Linked DNA regions of Homo sapiens: region 1 is linked to region 2. Evidence: read pairs that join two places in POLR2A ChIA-PET (ENCODE). Cell type or tissue: GM12878. All regions are shown on one strand. Each heading gives the region's core, and the rest is flanking DNA. Links, peaks and the distances in the headings are about the cores only.

The links. ChIA-PET counts read pairs that join two places held together with the same protein. Peaks named below come from ENCODE experiments on the same cell type or tissue, not always from the same donor. Only the 100,000 strongest peaks of a DNase experiment are listed, where the experiment ranks them.
Region 1: POLR2A ChIA-PET joins it to region 2 with 12 read pairs; 11 of 35 experiments call an interaction of 5 or more read pairs at or near these places.

What each region holds. Positions count from the first base shown.
Region 1 is chr17:2,220,496-2,225,495 of GRCh38, reverse strand. All of the region lies in intron 10 of SMG6 (SMG6 nonsense mediated mRNA decay factor), which reads left to right. Among named protein-coding and RNA genes, the nearest start is that of SMG6, 81 kb to the left of the region's middle. In GM12878, for the core only: no CTCF peak of the experiment used is centred there; a DNase peak (open chromatin) is centred at 2,305; H3K4me3 peaks cover 1,538 bases; H3K27ac peaks cover 2,428 bases.
Region 2 is chr17:2,084,591-2,094,960 of GRCh38, reverse strand. SMG6 (SMG6 nonsense mediated mRNA decay factor) reads left to right here. Exons shown (of 19, transcript NM_017575.5): 14 at 9,060-9,236. It overlaps SMG6-AS1 (SMG6 antisense RNA 1), which reads right to left and starts at 5,223. Exons shown (of 2, transcript NR_199038.1): 1 at 5,192-5,223. RefSeq lists enhancers at 5,092-5,171, 5,202-5,301, 5,322-5,421, 5,432-5,611, 6,973-7,022 and 1 more. In GM12878, for the core only: no CTCF peak of the experiment used is centred there; DNase peaks (open chromatin) are centred at 5,290 and 7,150; H3K4me3 peaks cover 2,217 bases; H3K27ac peaks cover 4,323 bases.

The sequences.
Region 1 (5,000 bases), core at 1-5,000, 130 kb before region 2:
AGGCTCACTCTGTCACCCAGGCTGGAGTGCAGTGGTGCAGTGTTGGCTCATTGCAACCTCTGCCTCACAGGTTCAAGCAGTTTTTGTACCTCAGCCTCCTGAGTAGCTGGGATTACAAGGGCATGACCACACCCAGCTTTTTCTTTTTTTTTTTTTCTTTTTTTCTTTTTTTTGTATTTTTAGTAAAGATGGAGTTCACCTTGTTGGCCAGGTTGGTCTCGAACTCCTGACCTCAAGTGATCTCCCCACCTCAGCCTCCCAAAGTGCTGGGATTACAGGTGTGAGCCACTGCGCCTGGCCTTAACTCACCTGTATATTTACTGTTAAATTCACTTTTGCATTTCAGACCCTCTATCTGGGATCATTTTCTTTCTGCCTGAAGTATACTATTTATATTTAGAATGTATTTAGTGAAGTTCTTTTGAAGGCAAATATTCTTCATTTTTTTATTTGTCTGAAAATGCTTTATTTTACCCTTATTCCAGTAATAGAATTCTAGCCTAACAGTTACTTTTGCTCAGCCCATTGAAGATAGGTTACTACATCTTTGGGCTTTCACTGTTGTTGATTAAAGTCAGCTATCTGTTTTGTTTCTCTTTTGAAAGCAGCCTGTCTTTTCTCTCTAGGTGCTTTCCAGGTCTTTTTAAAATCTTTGATGTTCCACAGTTTTGGTGATTGGTCTAGGTTTGGATTTTTAAAAATTATTCCTGCGAAGTATTTGTCGGGCTTCATGTAACCTATGAGGTTGGTTGGTTGGTTGGTTGGTTGGTTGGTTGGTTTTCCTATCAGTTTTGGAAAACTCTTAGTGTCTTTTTTCAAAGACTGCATCTCCCCATGCTTTCTCTTCTCCTTCTGTGACCCTGATAAGACATACATCAGGCTTAGTTTTTGATGTCTCTTAAACCTTTCTTTGATTTTTCTGACTCCCTTCTTTTTGTGCTACATTCCAGATAATTTCCTTAACTATCTTTCAGTTCATTGAACCTTTCCATAGCTATATCTAACCTTCTATTAAATATGCCCCATTGACAATGTTTTTAATTTTAATAAATTTTTTATTTCCATATATTTTTTAAATCAAATCTGCTTTGACTTTCTTTATGGTTTCTTATTTCCCAAATATACTTGTGAGCTTGTCTTTTATTTCTCTAAAATATATTCAACATGGCATTTTAGAGACTCCATAATCTGAAATGGTGTATTTGGGGTGTAGCCTTGTGGGACCCTAGCTTTATGATAAGGATCTTGGCTGTGTCCATGCAGCCTTGGAAAGCAAAGCTCGAGTTCATCAGGTAGCAAATGTTCTTAGGGTAAAGGCTGTTTGTAATGCCACACTTACCTATCTGGTTTCCCATCTTTATTCAATCTCTGACCAAAGGATTTTCTTTTATTTTACTAGCTCACGAATGCTTTTCAAAAAGATGTTTAACATACTCTTTTTTTCAGAATAATGAGCTGTTTGATTGGGAGAATGGATCTAGGTGTCTAGTCTGCCGTACTACCAGAGGAAGCTGGGATTTCCTTGTTCCATCAGACTTACTCAGACTTTCTTTCTTTTCTTTTCTTTTTTTTTGCTCTGCCTGTGATGCCCATGAGCAGTGTGACTGGGCACCTACATCCAGGGTGGCAAGGGCATGTAGTTTGCTCTTCCAAAGATTAGTTTCTTTTCCAGCTCCTGCCCATTTACAGCTCAGTCTTATGGCAAATGGTGTCATTGGGCTCACATTTTTTCATTTTTCCAAGAGGTGTCCAGTGTATAGAATATCACTTAGAGGGCTAATTGGGTGGGGAAGAAAGATCAAAGGAGTGGAGAGGAAAGGCTGCAGCTGAAGTGATAGGAGCCATTTATTGACAAAAAGATGTGAGTTAGAGATTTGGAAAAGAGTACTCTGTTGTTTCAGCTACATCACATTATATATCTGGTGAACCTTGCTGGCCCATGAAATCCTTTCCATTAGTCAGGGTTCTCTGTGCTTTTGTTCTTGACTACTGCTGTTCTTAGTGCTATTCGGTTTGCTTGTATGTCTCAGTTTCCTTTTCAGAAGGCAGATTGTCGTCTATTTAGGAATGCATTTACTGTAATTGGAGTGTTCTGGCTTGTTTAGTCCCCTCTTCAAATATAAGACTCATATCTTGAAGCTTATGTTCAGAAAATATGCGCGTGTGATCCCTTTGCCCCAAGTGCCAACAGCAGATGTAGCAGTTGACACGCTGCAGGGAATTTCCAACTGCTGGGCAGGTTTCTGAAATCCGGACACGTGCTGTTCACACTTTGGCTTCTGAGGCAAGGATCAGTGGTTGAAAGAGGGGAGGAGCTGGCAGGGGACTGCAGGGAGAAAGATCTTATAATGCCTGCCCAGGGCTTTAGGCTGTGTCAGCTTTCTGCATCTCTTCTCCAGCTGGAGCTGGCAGGGTCGAATAAATCACTGCAGAGTAGTTATGAGCCCAGCTCACCAGGGACTTCTTTGAGGCACACCTGTGACGTCATCCTGTTATCACTGTCTGTTCCACATAACCTCTTTTCACCTCTCCCCTGAGAGAGGGTGATGCCCAGAACTCATGTCAGGGCAATGAGCAGAGGAAAATGTTTCGTAAGTATTATTTTTCAGATGCCTGCTAGGGATACAGTTGTAGGCCATTGACACATTCTTCAATATTCCTCATTGGAAGAGAAAACCTGTGTTTGCAAACATGGCCTGAATACCCCTTGTGGATAAAACTTCTTTTTAAACTTGGAAAGAAAGTCTTGAAACTCCTAAGTGGTCTCTTTTTGTACCCCTTACCTCTCTCGTTCCTTCCCAAACATGCACACACAGACACATTACATACAGAGTCTGCTGTGTTCAAAATCCTTCACTGACTTCCCATTTCACTCAGTGTAAAAGCCACATTATTTACAAGGCCTTCATATATGGACCTCTTCTCCTGCCCCCCCCCCCCCCCCCCGCCCCCGCATTGCCTCTCTCTGAGCTCATTCACGACTGTTCTCCCCATGGCTTGGTTACTCTGCTTCAGCCACACTACCCTTCTTGCAAGTTCTCTGCTAAGCTGGGGACTCTCCCACCTTTGGCCCTTCGCATTAGCTGTTTTCTCTGTTTGGAATGTTCTGCATCCAGCCATCTGTCTGGTGAATACCTCGCCTCCTATAAGTCTTTGCTTAATGTTACTTCTGTGAGACCTGCCCCAACCATCCTATTTAACACTGCTGCATTCTACTCCAAACCTGCACTCTTTATCTTCCAATTCTATTGATTTATTTTCTAAATACTAGATAATTAATGTGTATATGTTTATTATTTATTTTCCTCTACTATTCTGCAAGAATGTAAGCTCCCTGCTTATAGGGGTCTCTGGTCTGTTTTATCCACTGATACATTGTGAACATCTAAAACAGTCCCTGACCTGTTGTAACTTCTCAGTAAACATGCGTTATATCAAGTTCAAGTCAAAGAATAATTTGAGGCCAGGTGCCGTGGCCGACGTCTGTAATCCCAGCTCTTTGGGAGGCCAGTGCAGGTGGATCACTTGAGCTCAGGAATTCAAGACCAGCCTGGCCAACATGGCGAAACCCTGTCTTTACTAAAAAATACAAAAATTAGCCAGGCATGGTAGTAATCCCAGCTACTTGGGAGGCTGAGGCAGGAGACTGGCGTTAACCCGGGAGGTGGAGCTTGCAGTGAGCCGAGATCACCCCATTGCACTCCAGCCTGGGCAACATTGCAAGACTCCGTCTCAAAAAAAAGAATAATCTGTCAGCAGGTCAGCCTGGACAATGAAGATTGAATGGCAAGGGCAGGGGCATCTGTTAACTAGGTTACTGCTCATAATCTTACTGTCTTTCCTTGTTTTTTGTTAAGGTGACTTTCTTGAAAGCATAATTTCCAAATGCATATTTTACATCTGGCATTAAAGTAAAATCCATTAAATGTGCTTTGGTATCTACTGTTGTATTAATCCTTTCTCATACTGCCATAAAGACATACCTGAGGCTGGGTAATTTATAAAGAAAAGAAGTTTAATTGGCTCATAGTTCCACAGGCTGTACAGGAAACATGGCTAGGGAGGCCTCAGGAGAATCACAATCATGGTGGAAGGCAAAGAGGAAGGAGGCACGTCTTCCATGGCTGGAGCAGGAGGAAGAGAGTGAAGGGGGAGGGGCTACAGACTTTAAAACAACCAGATGTCCCGAGAGCTCCATCAGGAGATAGCACCAGGAGGATGGTGCTAAACCATCAGAAACCACCCCAGGATGCAGTCACCTCCTACCAGGCCCCACCTCCAGCACTGGAAATTACAATTCATCATGAGATTTGAGTGGAGACACAATCCAAACCATATCAGCTCTTAACCCTGGAGTAAATATCATTGGGGCTCTGGAAAGTAAATTTCTATAGAACAGCGTAAGTTCAGTCCTTTCTGGTCTCTTGAATCTTTCATCTTTTACTCTCTGTCCTTTCTTCCTGACTAGAAATACTTTTTTATTTCCCTACTCATATATCATATTTTTACATTCACCTAACTGGAGCAATTCTGTCCTATTTATGAAAACTAAATGATTTTTTTTAAAGGATTTAACATTTTGGGTTTCATTGAAAGTACTAAAAAAGGTAAAGTAGAAACCAACTTCTGGCAGTGACATTCTTTCCTATACGATGTATAAATATTCAAGGAGTTTTTACACAGTTGAAAAGATACTGACTATACAATGTTTGATTCTACTATTTTTACTTACAAGTATACAAAGCTATAAAATTCTTTGTAAACATTTGTAATTTACATACAAATAATAGTAATGGCAAAAAGTGCAATTACTTTTGTACCAACCTAGTATAAACTGAATCATGTTCTCATATGAATGTTTTTATTGTTATGTATATTCACTGTGTTGCCCAGGCTGGAGTACAGTGGCATGATCATAGCTCACTGCAGCCTCGAACTCTTGGGCTCAAGTGATCCTCCTGTCTCAGCCTCCCAAGTAGCTGGGACTACAAGCGCATGCC
Region 2 (10,370 bases), core at 2,597-7,596:
TGTGACGCTTTTGCCGCTGAGAATGTACCTTTCTGGTACAGCCGGAGCCGAGAGCTCTAGAAAAGAATAGTTTCTGTCCATGAAGGAACAGTTCAAGAAGAGCAAGCTTACTCTGCCCATGGAAGACCAGACTCCTATCTGGCTTTGTTTGGAACATCTAAGCTCAGGAAATTCAGGTGGGTAGAAAATACCATATTGGGGATCTTCTCATCACTACTTTCATATTGGGAGACATGAGGCAAGGATCCAGCTGGGTCTTATTTAAGAAAGATACCAGGCTGGACACGGTGGCTAACACCTATAATCCCAGCACTTTGGGAGGCTAAGGCAGTGGGATTCCTTGAGGCCAGGAGTTCGGAGTAGCCAAGAGCAGCCCGGGCAACAAAGCAAGACCCCATCTTAGAATAAAATAAGATACTGTTGGCCAAGCAAAGTGGCTCACGCCTGTAATCCCAGCACTTTGGGAGGCCGAGACAGGTGGATCACTTGAGGTAAGGAATTAGAGACCAGCCTGGCCAATATGGTGAAACCCCATCCCTACTAAATATACAAAACTTAGCTGGGTGTGGTGGCACGTGCCTGTAGCCCCAGCTACTTAGGAAGAATCTCTTGAACCCAAGAGGTGGAGGTTGCAGTGAGCTGATATCTCGCCACTGCACCGCAGCCTGGGGTGACAGAGCCAGACTCCATCTCAGAAAAAAAGAAAGAAAGTTACGTTGCAGGGTTTGCAGGGCCTCCTCAAACCCTCAACGATCCCACTAGCAAAGGCAGAGCCACCGCCCGTACCCCACTGTGAAGGGACCTCATGGACAAGGCAATTGTGACTGTATTTCTGATACATTTATTAGTGGCCCGCTTGTTCCGAAGCCCGGGACCTTGGAGCCTCTCTAGATTACTGGAGTAATGCATGCATACCTATGGTTAGGTCCGGAGTCTTTCTGAAGAATAGGGAGAGGGATTGCTGAAGAGAGGCAAGGTCTTTCCTCCCCTGCTTGGCCAGCCCAGTAGCCTGGATCTAGCACCTTAGTTCTGAATAAAATATTTCAGGCCCTGAGTGGTGGCTCGTGCCTGTAATCCCAGTGCTTTGGGAGGCCAAGGTGGGAGGATCACTTGAGGCCAGGAGTTTGAGACCAACAATATAGCAAGACCTCATCTTTACAAAACAATTTTTAAAAATTAGCCAGCTTCCCGCTTGAGCTCAAGAGACTGAGCCTGCTGCAAGCCATGATGACGCCACTGCAAACTCCAGCCTGGACAAATTTAAAAAAAATTTTTTTTGCAGCTTCAACAGCCAGGTAAGCATTCCAGGGCCTCTCCCCTTGGCCCTAGGCTATGTGCCAGCCCCATGCTTCCCACCTTGCCTCTCAGACTGGCTTCCAAACAGCTCAGCCATGTTAGGCAGTGCCCCTCCCACCTCTGAAGAGAGTGGAGATAAGAGGAAAAAAAAATGCCAGCTGCTCAATTATCGAGCACCTACTGGGCCCAGGCATCTCGCTAAGTATTTGATATGTATTCCCTCTGTCTTTTTTTTTCTTTTTGAGTCACGATATCACTCTGTCACCCTGGCTAGAGTGCAGTGGCGTGCTCATGGCTCACTGCAGCTCTGACTTCCCCGGCTCAAGCAATCCTCCTACCTCAGCCTCCTAGTTAGCTCGGACCATAGGTGTGTTGCACCACCATGCCCAGCTTTTTTGTTTGTTTGTTTGTTTTTGACAGACACAGTCTCACTATGTTGCCCAGGCTTGTCTTATCTTTTTTTTTTTTTTTGCAACAGAGTCTTGCTCTGTCACCCAGGCTGGATTGCAATAGAACGATCTGAGCTCACTGTAACCTCCACTTCCTGGGTTCAATAGATTCTCCTGCCTCAGCCTCTTGAGTAGCTGGAATTACAGGAGCCCGCTACTAACCCAGCTAATTTTTGTATTTTTAGTAGAGATGGGGTTTCACCATGTTGGCCGGGCTGATCTCGGACTCCTGACCGCAGGTGATCCACTGCCTCAGCCTCCCCAAGTGCTGCGATTACAGGCATGAGCCACTGCACCCGGCCTGTATTATCTTTTAAACCTCACAAACAACTTGAGCAAACAAAGGCTCAGAGAGGTTAAGTAACTTGTCTAAGGATAAACAGCCAGGAAGTGGCAGTTAGTACTTGAACTCACGTCTGTGTAACTATGAAGCCCAGGCTCTTGTCCAACCTCCTGTATTGCCTTGTCTTGCCTCTTGCCAGAATGGCCCTGTTTTTTATACTTTATTTACCTCATTACTTCCTGTGTGTGCTTCACAACTCCCCTGTTCCCCTGGTTCTCCCTTCAGTGTGAACATCGTCTCCTTCCTAGTAGCCAAATATACGTGTACCTTTTGGGATCTTCAGTAACCCTGTCTTGGGATAGTCTCCCCACCAGCACCAGGTCTTGCCATCTGACCATTTGCCAGTTCCCACCTCCCCTTCTCTAAGAGACTTCAGCACACACCTGGTGGTTACAGGTGGGGACAGCAGGCATCTGTGCAATGCTGGCTGATTGATAATGGCCCTCATTGCCTCCTCTAAGAAGAAAACACAGCTGTTGGGACCAGACACATGGAATGGTGTGGTTGCTGTGGGTGGACCAATGATGTTAGCATTTCATCTTGTGACCCAATGACCCTTCAGCTAGCACAGGCCAACCATAGGACTACGGAGGGTTGGATCTGGACACCGGGATTAGAAATGACTGAGAAAGGCCGGGCGCGGTGGATCACTTGAGGTCAGGCGTTCGAGACCAGCCTGGCCAACATGGCGAAACCCCGTCTCTACTGAAAATACATAAATTAGCCAGGCATGGTAGTGCGCACCTGTAATCCCAGCTACTCAGGAGGCTGAGGCAGGAGAATCGCTTCAACCCGGGAGGCGGAGGTTGCAGTGAGCTGAGATCATGCCAGTGCAACTCCAGCTTGGGTGACTGAGCAAGACTCTGTCTCAAAAAAAAAAAAAGAAAAAGGGGCCAGGCGCAGTGGCTCACGCCTGTAATCCCAGCACTTTGGTTGGCCAAGGCGGGCGGATCACGAGGTCAGGAGATCAAGACCGTCCTGGCTAACACGGTGAAACCTCGTCTCTACTAAAAAAAAACACACACACACACAAAATTAGCTGGGCGTGGTGGCGGGTGCCTGTAGTCCCAGCTACTCGGGAGGCTGAGGTAGGAGAATGGCGTGAACGCGGGAGGCAGAGCTTGCAGTGAGCCGAGATCGCACCACTGCACTCCAGCCTGGGCAACAGAGCGAGACTCTCTCTCAAAAAAAAAAAAAAAGCAAAAAGACTGAGAAAGTAGCCTGTACTTAACGCTTTACATAGAAAGAGGCCCAGCTATAGCAGGGGTAGGGAAAGAGTGAAATACTGTTTGAATTGATCCCTTGGACAGTATGCTCCGAGGTTGTCAGGAGATGCATCTGGTCCAAGGATGTGTGCTTTTTCTCACTCTGTCCCCCTTATCATTCAGCCCCTGCACAGGTTCTTTCTTTCCCTCCTCTCTGACCCATGAGCCTCTTTCTCAATTTCATACCAACTTCTTCTGACTCAAGTAGGCTGTGAATGTCTGTCTCCCCATCCTAAGCTACTGCCTGTGTCTTCAGACTGACTGTGCATCCTTGTGGCCAGTTTCGCTCCTGCCTTCTGGAGTCTGCTTCCTGCCAGGAGGCCCCTCCCCCTAGGAATGTGAATAAACCATTTCCTCTGTCCTCCCAGCTCCAGAGGATTCCCTGTGTGGTATTTTTTATTTCTTGTGTCTGAACTTCCATTGGCAGACCCCTTCGTAGGCTGGCCCACCCTTGGCTGCTACAGAATTGAGCTTCCCACCCTTCAGTTTCCTCTGAGGGTGAGTAGTGCATAACTAGAGGTTCCCAGTTTGTGAAAACACATTAGTCTGAGTTAAATTTCTTGTGGCCAATCCTGGAGGTTTGGCTCATTAAAGATGATAATTAACCCATTGCTAATTGACCTCAGAAGCCAGCCAAGCAGCCTGTATTTTACCAGCCTTGGTGTTGGATTTGTAGGCTATTTTAAGGTTTCTTAATAATCTCAGAAAGACTTCATGTTCCTGTCTGCATCTTATTTGCTCTAAGGACATTCTGTAAAATTAACAAGCTATAAAGTTTGATTGAAGGTTTCAACAAATGTGAGAATAATTGGCTCCATTTAGAGAAACAAGAAAAACAACCTGTAAACTTGAGTTTGTGGGGGGAAACCCGTGTGATTGTTCTCTTTAACCAGAGGAGCAGTAGCAAGCTGGACTGTTAAGACTAGAAAAAAGAACTGGCTGATAGTACAAGTTTAAACTCCGATTTCTCCAAACCAAAAATTCAGAAAAAGAAATTTTGCAAAATGACTAGTAACCATGGTTGTGCCTTCCAAGAAGCCTGTTTGGAGAAAACGGGGACCAGGTAACGATAGAGCGAGTCCCTCACTCCCTAGAGCTTGCATCCAGGGTCCTGGCTCTCCAGCCCTTCCTCATATTCCCTGGCTAGATTTGGAGGTTTTCTCCCTTCCCCGGGGCTGCCCTGAGGTGTTAAGTCTTGCAACTCAGAGCACATGAGTATGTGATACCTGGTGCTTAGTTCCCGTTCTCTCTTACCCTCCCTACCTTCATAAAGCAGCATATAGCTCGTTTTCTCTCCCCAACCCCCCTCCCCCGCCGGGCATCTCTACCCACACTGTGCTTGTTCCCTACCGAGTGGCTGTGAAGAGTCACCAGTTTTCAGAGAACACCATTTTTTCTTCTTTCCTTTTTTTTTTTTTTTTTTTTGAGACAGAGTCTCGCCTTGTTGCCTGGGCTGGAGTGCGGTGGTGCAATCTCGGCTCACTGCAACCTCCACCTCCCAGATTCAAGCGATTCTCCTGCCTCAGCCTCCCTAGTAGCTGGGACTACCACATGTACTACCACACCCGGCTGATTTTTGTATTTTTAGTAGAGATGGGGTTTCACCATGTTGTCCAGGCTGGTCTTGAACTCCTGACCTCAGGTGATCTGCCCACCTTGGCCTCCCAAAGTGCTGACATGACATTCGTGAGCTACCGTGCCCAGTCAAGAAACACCATTTTTCTTTACTTCTCCACCTCTCCACCTTAAATACCCCAGAACAGTAACCCAGTCTACTCTCTTGACCTAGAGGTTTTCTCCTTTGTTCCTCGCTCCCCTTGGCTCCAGCCCCTACTTACCCGATGCTTACATTATCTCTCTCTAAGGAACTGAGCCTAGGAGAGAACAGCCTCCGGTATCGCCTCTCCACATCTCACTTTCAGTTTTCCTTTCTGCTTGGTTCTTTGCGTGTGGACTTGATTAGAGTGATAACTGGAGCCCTAAAGCTAAAGGTTTCAGTTCCTGCTGCAGTGGTAAGCTGCCTCCGACAATCTTCAGGGGAAGGGAAAGGGGCTTTCTTTCAGCTCTTCCCTGACCTAAAGCCCCAGTTTTCTTTCCCAAGCTGATTGAAATGATTTGTATGTGATATTTTGTCAATTAACTTGGGAATTCTTGACAATCGCCTACACAGTGCATCTCCCTCCAGAAGGGTCAGGACTGTGACTGAGAAGGTACACCGCAGAGGAGAGGTCCGTAGGCTCCCCAGGGTGTTCCCTGGCTGGCGGCCCTTTTAGTCGCCTCTATCCCCAGTCCAGCCCCACGTGCTAATGTAGCCCAGGAAGGGAGCCTCTCCCGCCCAGCTCTTTCTCCTCTGGAGGATCCAGAGTTTGCCCCCAGAGCTGCGATATACATGCCACTTACATTCTCTGGTTTTCATTGATATAGAGTGGAAAAATGTGCTCACGAGCAGAGTTAACTGTGGGGATGATGTCACAGACTTCATCTGGAGTCCTTCCTCTCCAAGCAGGGAGTCCAGCTTTAACCCCTCTCCTACCAGGAAGTCCTCCTAGACCAAGCAAAGATCATCTTGGAATTGGCTTTTTGTCAGTGGTTTGAAAGGCTTCTTTCATTATGAAGTCTCTTATTAACTGTATTTAAACTGTCTTGTGTTGCTTTTTCCCTGACTCAAGTGCTGGAGGCTTTGTCTAGGAGAATATTCCCGTAAGTCTCCTACAGAACTCCAGCATCAAGAGAGCGGTGGTCCTCTCCCCAGTGGGCTTATTCCCCCCAAGTTAAGACAGAATGCTTTTGCAGACAGGCCAGTGAGCTACAGACAGAAGGTTTCTCTGTGCCTCTGGGCAAGCCCTGGACATTCTGCCTCTCAGTTTCTCCATCTACTAAAGAGCTCAGACTGTGCACTTCTCACTCCCACAGTACACTTTACACAGCTTTGACCATCCTCCCTGCTGCTTGGATTGCAAAGGACAGGGTACTCTTCCAAAAGACAGACAACCTTTCTCTCTCCAAACAGGTAGAATCCTTTCCAGGCCTGTTAACACCAGGTCAGAGACCCCAGTAGATCACAGCCTTTTGCATATCAGCCAGCAGTTGTCCTTGTCCTAGAGAAGGAACTAATAGCTATGACAGACACAATCCCCAAGGAAACCAATTTCCTTCTAAATGGGGCGGAAATGAAAACTGGGAGAGGGCTACTCCTCGTTGCTTGTGTCCATGGAATAGGCAATTCCCACAGACCCTGTAAGGAAGTGCTGCAGGTGGCCTCAGGATGTCCACATCCCTGGGTCCTGCTGTGCCCTGGAAATCCCCATCTCCAGGAGTCCCACATCCACACATGTGGCTTTTCTCCCTGTCGGCCAGAAACCATGCTTTCTTAGCCACGCAGCATACCATGTAGCCCGTGCTCTAGCAGCAGCAACACTCCTGCCCGCCTGTCTGTGCATGTGTCCGTGGCACACTCCTGTCCTGGGCAGGTTTCCTCTGCACACTTAGCAGGGGTGCCAGTGTACCTCTCATCGTCCAGGTGAGGCCAAGGACAATTGCAAGCTTTTCCTCTGTCCTCTTCTCACTCCTTAGCTCCCCTCTCCTCTCCATTCAGTGGCAGCAGCCTCACACCAAGAAGGAAAATCCTGGACCCATTACATAATTCTCCATAGTGCAAGCAGTAGCTGGGGCGTAAGGTCAGAGGTCATAGTGGGGTCAGGTGGCTGACACACACTGTAACGACAAGGTGGTTAAAATTAGACCACAGAGAGGAAACTGGCAGTCTTGTGGAAATGCAGAAGTTTCCTATGCAAGTGAGAGGCTGGAGATGCAGGGAGGCCACTGTGCGTGCTGCCTGCCAGGCTATTACTCATTTCGGCTCTGTTCTTTAATGCCTTTTAGCCCCTGCTTCTGTATTTCTAGCCTTCCTCATCACATGTTTGAATACACGCAATGGAACCAGGCTTACCTGCCCTGGGCCAAGACAAGCTTCCCTTCTCCTTCACGGAGGCAAGCCCAGGACCAGGCACCCCAAGCTCAAGGGGCTGAACTTTTTCTAAGCCCTTCTGGGTAGCCGAGAACCTTCTACATCAACCTCTCAGGTGAAGGTGGTCAAAGTACTTAGCTTGAGATTCCAGCCTATAATGGTAACAGGGCCAATGGTGAGAGAAAGCAGAGAACACTCCTAGACCGTGTAGGAAAGCGGGGTTGGCTTTTTGGTGAAGGTGGCAGAGGATGCAGCCACAGAGCACACAGTTGACCGGTGTGTGCCGCACTTTCCTGGGCAGCCAGCCTGCACAGCGGTGCTCATTTATTTCCACTGTCTTAGAGAACATGGGTCATGCCTGCTTCATCTGCTCTCTGTGGTACCCAGCCGAGCTTCCCTGGGCTGTCCGTCTTTACTGTGAGCCTACTGTGTGCACAGCTTGTCCTTACAATTCTTGCCAGTGACGTACGAAAACGATGAGATTTAGGCTTTGCCACCAGAGGGGTTGCTGTCCACATGAGAGAGAGAACACCTGCACCTGTAAAATGATCATCAGTAGTCTCCAGGTTAGTACTTCCCTATGTGCTGCAGATAGAAGGCTTATTACTGTGAAGTTCCTTTCACACTAAGAAACGAGGATGCATTAAAAGAGAGGCAGGGGCTAGTCAGTGAGGATGAAGGGGCCGTCCCCTGTGGCACGTCTGGCCACGGACGTGTGTTTCCCATGTGGAATGGCCTTCAGCTTTCAAGCTCCAGATCCAGCAGGGCCCCTCTCCCTTGGTGAGCACTCAGCCAGTAGGGAGAAGAGGATGCTGGAGGCTAGAGATGAAGAGAAGGGCACACAGGGGCAAGCATGGAGGAGAGTGTGAGCCAAGCAAACGGGTGTGGAGGAGAGGGCATGCAGGTGTGGTGCCTCCAGAAGGGGGGCCCAGACTGGGGGACGGTGGACACTTAATCTGAGACACTTACACATTTGACTGTTGCTCAAGATACTGAGTTTCATCTCAGCTAAATCAGCCCAAGCTTCTCTGACAGCACTGACTTGTGTGCTGATGTGGCCACATGGGAGCAGGTTGGCGTAAACGTCAGAAAGAGTATAGCTTTGGTGAAACATCCCCACCTGCTCTGCCTGTCTCTCTCCTGACAATTTCCTGCCTGACTCTAGTCTCTTGAGCATGAGGAGCTCTTAGATAGGGCAGGAACCTGTCAGGGGAAGCCCAAAATGATCTGGTTGAAATGAAACAGCCAAGAAAGCCCTTAGCATTCAATTTGCACTTGGGCTGAAAATTCTCCTTTTGGGAGTCTGGAGCAGGGGTGCTGGGAGAGGAGTGGAGAGTGGCAGCGAGGGGCCCCAGAAAGCTCTATGCTGTGAAAGCACTCCACTCTTCCCTCTGCTGGTTCTAGACCAAACTTAGAAGATATGTCATATATTCTGTTTTGTATCAGGACCTTACTCAAATAAATGTAAGGCACCTGTCACTGGTCCCTGGGGTTGTCTGCTGCCCCAGAGATAACCTAAGGAGAGATAACCTCAGAAGATCTTGATCCTCAGCCTGCCCTGGGCCCTCACTTACCACCTGACATGCCCTTGTGCCCTCCGCACCCCGTCATTCATTCTGACCCCCTTGCCTGGTAGCTTTGACACAGTTCCCCTGTGCCCCTCAGCCGGCAAGCAACATCTCGTCTCCATCTTCCCTTTCAGAAAATGCTGTTTTTCTTCTCTCCCTCTCACCCTGTAGGTTATTGCAGCTGACTGCAAAAGGGTCACAGTGCTGAAGTATTTTCTGGAAGCCCTTTGTGGACAAGAAGAGCCTCTGCTGGCATTCAAGGGTGGAAAGTATGTGTCAGTGGCACCCGTCCCAGACACCATGGGAAAGGAAATGGGAAGCCAAGAGGGAACACGACTGGAAGATGAGGTACTATGCGGGAAGAGCCCGCTGTGGCAGAGGGAAGGCCCCCTCCCCATTCTGCTCGTGGCTTCAGCTTTTCCTCCTGCTTATTTATGAGCACAGAGAACAGCGTCTGTGTTAATGTGACCAGCCAGCTTCTCGAGAGTGTGCTCTGATGGTGCCCCTTCCTGCCAGTCCACCCCGGTGCCTCCATCCTACTCCACTACGAGTTCCAGATGCTTCTTTTAATGCTGCATTGAGGAGAAGGGAGGAAAAGAAAGAAAGGAGTTGAATAATGTGCAGCTCTCGAGGCTTAGGAAAGGGAGAGGGGGGTGGTCAGGATCAAGTTTATAGATGTGTGGAGCCCAATGCAGCACAGGCCTGAACTCCAGCCTCCAGCACACGTACAGGAAGAGCTGACATTGCTGGCCCTGTGTGGAAAATCACCCCTCCCCTGCCCTACCCTCCCTCCCTTGTTCCCTCCCTCCCTCCTGCACATCCTGATGTGATTAAGGAATTCTCCTCTTGTTTGTTTGCCCTTGGTTGTTCCTGTAGCCCTTGCTTCACTCCAGACTCGTGTGTGTGTGTCTGTGTGTGTGTGTGCGCGTCTGTGTGTGTGTGTGCGCACGCGCATGCACATGCATGAGCCTGTGTACCCGCCCCTGCAATAGTCCACTGGCAGTTGCCCTGCCCTATATATTGCCATTGCCTATTTGTGTCTTTCTGGGAGTGATTGTTGATGTGGGTCTGTGTGTGCTGGGTTTGTGTGTCAGTTTAAGTAAACACTGCTGCCAGCTTCCCTGCTCTCTGTGGGTTCTGAGTGGTTGTGAGTGTGATGTTGTTGGAGCATGTATGCATTTAGTATCACTTCCAGCTGCCCTGCTGTGTGTCTGGGTGTGGGTATTTCTGTCTGGATGTGTGTTCACACACACCTCACTTTTACCTGAAGGTTGACTCTTCTTTTTACCCCACAGTGTTAAAGACAAGAGACTTAGGTGGGAAGGAACATGGGACTAAGGGAAGGGACGGAAGCGATTCTAGCCAGGGGCCAGGTCACCCATAGGCCAACACAGTCATTTGGCCTGCAGCAGTCTCAAGCGCCCGGTAGAGCAGGGCGGGGTACAGGGATGAAGTCAGCAACAGGCCAAGGAAGCCAGATGT